Linked DNA regions of Homo sapiens: region 2 is linked to region 1. The links are chromatin contacts, found by Hi-C or POLR2A ChIA-PET in ENCODE. All regions are on one chromosome and are shown on one strand. Each heading gives the region's core, a stretch centred on a gene start or an enhancer-like site at or near the end of the contact. The rest is flanking DNA. Distances are from core to core; before and after follow the strand shown.

Region 1 (2,642 bases), core at 88-2,587:
TGTTAATCAGACAACCATGCAGCAACTCCGAGAGGTCCGAGTTGGACCGAGTGAATCTTAGAGCTGGATATTAATTTTTGTTGGTAGATGCTGGCAGATTGGTGCTGAAGGCTTCGTGCCCATGACAATTCCCACATTCTAATCTGTACAGTTAAATAAAATGATAATTGTATTGATTATTGAGAAATTTTTCATCCCAGCTCCTTGTGAGAGCAACTGCTCTTACTAAACAATGAGCTCTACAACTTTAGGAGGAGTCTTTGGAGAAAAAAAGAAAAAACAGTGTGATATATGGTGTGACCACTGATTATCAGAATATCCTTCGTTCCTTTTAACTAGAGTATGCCCCCACCATTCACCAAGGGGCATCTCTCTAAGGTCATCAAACCAGGGACTGTCCACATAACAAATCCAGTGCTCTTTGAGTCCTGAGCCCGATAAAGCCTCTTCAAGCAGCATTTAACACTCATTTCCAATCCTTTTCTTTCTTGTTGGTTATTACATTTGTGTCCCGTTTGTTTGTTTACAGAAAGGAGGCTATTGACTGTACATTCGTTTCTCTTTATTCTGTTTCTCTCCTCCTTCTCTTTCCCCTTCCTTAACTCATCTTTCCCTTACCATCGCCCAAACATGAATATCCCACTCCCTTAGACTGCTGCTTATTTTTCTGAGAAATCATGTTGGCCATAGCCATCCTCTTTAGGTACTGGCTCCCACAATCATAACTGTAACCCTCTTTGGCAAGCTCTGGTTTTTGATATTTTTTCCTAATAGCTTTCCTTAGAGTAACCTGGGGAACCCAAGCTCAGCAAGTTTAAAAGCAAACTCACCTCCCTCCCCTTATCCTTCCCTTATCCAGTCTGAGTTCCCTGATGAAGCAAGCTTAACTCATATCTCTCTTGTCACTTCTGGTCTTGAAAATCTCCCTTCACTTCCCTTTTCCTGTGGAATAAGCCCCAGGCTCCTTAGTTTAGCATTCAAAGATCCTTCAGGAATTTCCTCCAACCTATTTCTTTAGCTTTACTTTTCAATTATACTATGTGATCTCTTCTATTACTACTACACAACTGTGCTGTAGACCAAGACTTACCAACTTGCATGTCCACAGGCAGTAAAAGTGAGTGAGTGAAGACTGCCAGAGCAGAAGGGTGATGAACTGGAGAGTGCCTCCTGCATAAAGTAGGCAAGTTGGCTCTAAACATGGTTGCCATAGGAGATGTGGCCCTGGTGTTGCCAGATCTTCTGACTTTTAAATTTTGTCAACTCACAGAAAGCATCTCTAGGGACTAAACAAGACCTGCAAGTCACAAGACCACAGGTTTGTGACTCAGCCACAGACCCACCCACATCCGTTGCTTTGCTCACATTTGCTTCTCCTTTTCCTCCTCCAATTCTTCTTGGAAATTCATAGTTCTCAAGTTTTTGTTGGCGGATTGGTAGCACTTGGAGAATTGGGACAAGGTTGAAATAATTTTATTTTATAAAAATAAATAATAGGTAGTATTTATCTAGAGTGCCTAGGGTATACCAGGCTCTCTGCCAGTTGCTTTAGATACACTGTCTTATTTAATCTTCACTGTAACTCTGCTAGGTATAGATATGATAGCCACTTTACAGGTGACTTAACTAAGGCCTAGAGAGATTAAGGACTATGCATTAGGCTACCCCGTTAGATTTCCAGCTGTCTGTTTCCATAGTATTCTTTATACTGTTTTCTGAGCTTCCCAGCATACTTGGCAGACGCATGCATATGCCATGAATGGGCTGCAATTGTACCTAGACACTGAGAGCAGCTGATTGGGATGTAACAACAGGAGCTATGAGGCCGCTCACCGCTCTTAGTCCCAGGGTGACCTGCACCCTTTCTCTGAGTGCCGCAGCCTGGAGAAGGTAGACAAGCCCCCTGTTTATTACTCTATGCCCCTCCAAGTAACATTTTTAAAAGGCAGTGTATAGAATTAAGCATAGCTAAGAACGGAATACCTGTTGTATTCAAATCATTCTTTCTTGAAGACGGAATGACAGGATTCTAAAACTGAATTTTACAAGTTAAAATAAAAACAGATTTGATTATTTGAAGAGTGTCCCCAAGCCCTGTCTGTAGTAAGTTCCTGTCATTTAAAGGGGTGACTTTTAAGATTTGATATATAAACAGCGTTAAATAAGTAAGCACTTTTTTTCTGCCACAAATACCTAAAAATAAAGCTAGATCTCAAGATTTGGTTATGTTAGAATGGCTAAAGAAAACGCTATGGTGAGCCTGTAAGAATTGGCAGGGATTAAGTGAATTTAAGAGCTGTAGTAAAAAGCTGCGTTCGAGGTCGTTAATATCACTTTCAGAAATGTAAGATACACAGGGAAAGAAGCATTGCTTTTAATGGCATAGCACTTTAATCTATTATTCCAACCTGAACATGAAAAAAATTTTATTTGTGCTTAATCAAATTACATGGTACATTTTGGCACTGCTTCTCAAAAAATAATGGCAAGTTGTAACATTCCAGGACCAGAAATGGGCCCTTTCATGTTCAAAGCTTTTCTTGGCTTCTTAAAATAAAGGTTAAGTAGAATATATTTTAGAGTGCCTTAAATTCCATTACATCTGAAGTAGAAATACAGGTGAAACAAAACGGCTAATAGTA
Region 2 (2,642 bases), core at 104-2,603, 310 kb before region 1:
TGGAAGAAGGTGACGTGGGCCAAAACTTCTCTCCCTACCCCTTTTCCATCCTGGTGAAACAAAGACTGTCCTAGAAGCATGGAAAGAAAATGCCCCATCCAGCTCTCAGAAATACCCAGAGCAAACCAAAGTTGGTGGGATGATGTGCTGGCGGCACAGATCTGGCAGTCAATGGACAAGGTGCACCTCATTTTATTTTTGGAAGCCCTACTTACAAATCTATTCCCAGGGACCTGAGACAAGATCCAGGGATGTCTCCCCAGTTCAAAGCCACTCATAAACTGCTGTTGACTTATGAAAGGCCTGAGGATTGCTAGTAGGAGTGTGTGTAGGGTGGGGAGAGGTTGTGGATGACAGCATCCACAACTGTCAGAGCTGACCCCAGAGAGGCCCCACTCTGATTGAATATTGGCTGTCTGCAGCTTCCAGCTGCTCTCATTCTCTGGAGAATTGCCCTTGGCCAAATGGGATCCACTCACTTCCTTTGCCCATGAACAGCATCTGCCTCCCCCTATGTGCCTGGGGGGCAGATTGGCCAGTGACTGAATGGCACAGGAATACAGAACGCCAGGCTGCTGGCCCCATTGTGGGTCTACTATGGTGCACTGTACAATGCTGGGATCCTGGGCTCTGGCTGGGAGATCTCCTTAGCTCTCCTCTCTGCCTATCCTTCTTCCCAGGGCTACCAGACTTAGCAAACCAACATAACTAAATCCAGTTAAACTTCAGATAGCCAACAAAATTTTTTGTATAAATATGACCCATAAACAACTTAGGCCATACTTGTGCTAAGAATTATTCGTTGGTTATCTAAAACTTAAATTTAATAGGGCATCCTCTATTTTATCTGGCAAATCTATGTGTGCCCCTTCTCCTGAGAGCATACCCCCAGTAAATCATTGGAACACGAAGCCCAGTCTCAAGCTCTGCTTCTGGGAACCCTTTCAGAAAGTGGGAGGTGGTGGGCAGGAAAGGAAGACAGTTCGAGCCACTCAGTCCCCTTTGTTCAAAGCTACTTGGTGAGATGCCTGTACTCAGCTACCCTTGCAAGCAGGACTCTGGGAATCTGAGGACCAGACCCAGACATGGCTCTGCCTGGCCCCTGTGGGGAGCAGTCAGTTTCCAGAGAGAACACAGTGGCCACCCAGTCTCCCCAGAGCAGGATTCCGGCTTTCGTGGGTTTTACTTAATTAGGCATGAATCTTCATGGAAACACGTGCCAACAGACTTTGTTTTACTTACAGGATGCTTCCTCCCCACCCTCAAGGATTACAGGAAACCGCTGCTAATGTTACCTCATTGACTTTAGTCCTAAGAGCAATGATTTAGTTTCATTTCCTTGTCTTTCAACACAATCCTCTGGCTTTACGTGACTGTGTTCATCTGGGGAGCACCTGCAATGGCATAGCCCTCTAAGTGCACTGAAATGTAGACCTGTGATATGTCTGGCTTTATAAAGTAGACCGTTACGTGAGTCTTGTGTGTTTTACAAAATAATTCATCACAGGGCACTATTTTCTGCCATCAGATGGTGCTTTTCAAACTCTAATGTGCAAACCAACGCAGGGATCTTGTTAAAATACAGGTTCTGACTCTGTTGGACTACGGTGGGGCCTGATACTCTGCATTTCTGACAGCTCTCAGGTGATGCCAGGCATCAATACCATTCTCTTCTTGTAGAGGTAAAACCAGCCTCCAGGCTTCCCTTACAGAAGAGAAACTGGCTCTGGGGTCTGCTTTCTCTTCTGTAAGAAGAGGGCCAGCAAAAGGCCAGGGTCCTCAGGCACCCAGGGGTTAGCTAAAGGCACACAGGTAGTAATGGCAGAGCTCAGATTTGAATACAGGTAGTCTGGCTCCAGAGGTCTGTGCTCTTCACCATTAAATGTAAATGGGGAAGCTAAGGCTGGGTGGGCTGGACAGGTGTATATGTGAATTGACAGGACCTTGGGCCAAGGGACCCACAGAAACCCATAGCGGCGGTCACATCACCTGGATTCAAGGTCAGCCACTACTTGCACCAGCTTGAGGTATCACCTAAGTGGTTTACATTACTGTGAAACGAGGACATCCAGTGACCTCCCCTCACAGAGCCTTTGGATGTATCTGTGGCATTCTGCACATTGAGTGCTTAACACTGAGCCTGTTAGTGAACACCTAAGTGGTAACCATTATGAACATAACCTCAGAGACAATTGCCCTTGTACAAGCAAGGCATGCACTGTGAAAGACTCATTGTGGTCCCATGGACAGAGAGCTGGACCTGCGCCAGGCTTCTGTTTCTTGAGTATGGGGCTTAAGTGCTTCTGTTCTGGCCCTGCTGCTTCTAGAAGTCTGTGTAGGCATGCTGTAGCTGGCACCTAGTAAAGATCATGGTTTCTGACGGGAGATAGCATCATACCCTGAAGCCCAAACATAGCAGCAACAAACCCGCTGCACCTAAAGGCACATCAGCACTGGGAAAACGGAGGGAAACACCATAGCATGATTGGGATAATTGTTTGGTATAGACAGTGTGCCTGGAAAATTCAGCCTGGAGCCATTTTTCTCAATAGAGTGGATAGCTTAATGCTTTCATTACCTGCATCCTTATGGCAACTTTCCCTGTCTCTGAGCTTTTGCAGACTGAGTCTCCCTGGGGTGAG

Evidence for each region. Hi-C counts contacts between places; a loop is a spot of excess contacts on that map. ChIA-PET counts read pairs that join two places held with the same protein, here RNA polymerase II (POLR2A). Pooled maps may share reads with other maps.
Region 2: a pooled map shows a loop between it and region 1 (1.9-fold over the local background). The contact joins two enhancer-like sites. A Hi-C loop is called at or near these places in 4 of 50 pooled maps. POLR2A ChIA-PET finds 5 or more read pairs at or near these places in 2 of 52 experiments (A549 and WTC11).

The regions. Positions count from the first base shown.
Region 1 is chr7:22,173,011-22,175,652 of GRCh38, reverse strand. All of the region lies in intron 11 of RAPGEF5 (Rap guanine nucleotide exchange factor 5), which reads left to right. Among named protein-coding and RNA genes, the nearest start is that of RAPGEF5, 180 kb to the left of the region's middle. Within about 2 kb of position 1,337, at least 2 of the 41 ENCODE cell types and tissues checked have a DNase peak (open chromatin) inside an H3K27ac peak, as active enhancers do.
Region 2 is chr7:22,480,507-22,483,148 of GRCh38, reverse strand. The region is part of intron 4 of STEAP1B (STEAP family member 1B); the gene reads left to right. Among named protein-coding and RNA genes, the nearest start is that of STEAP1B, 18 kb to the left of the region's middle. Within about 2 kb of position 1,353, at least 2 of the 41 ENCODE cell types and tissues checked have a DNase peak (open chromatin) inside an H3K27ac peak, as active enhancers do.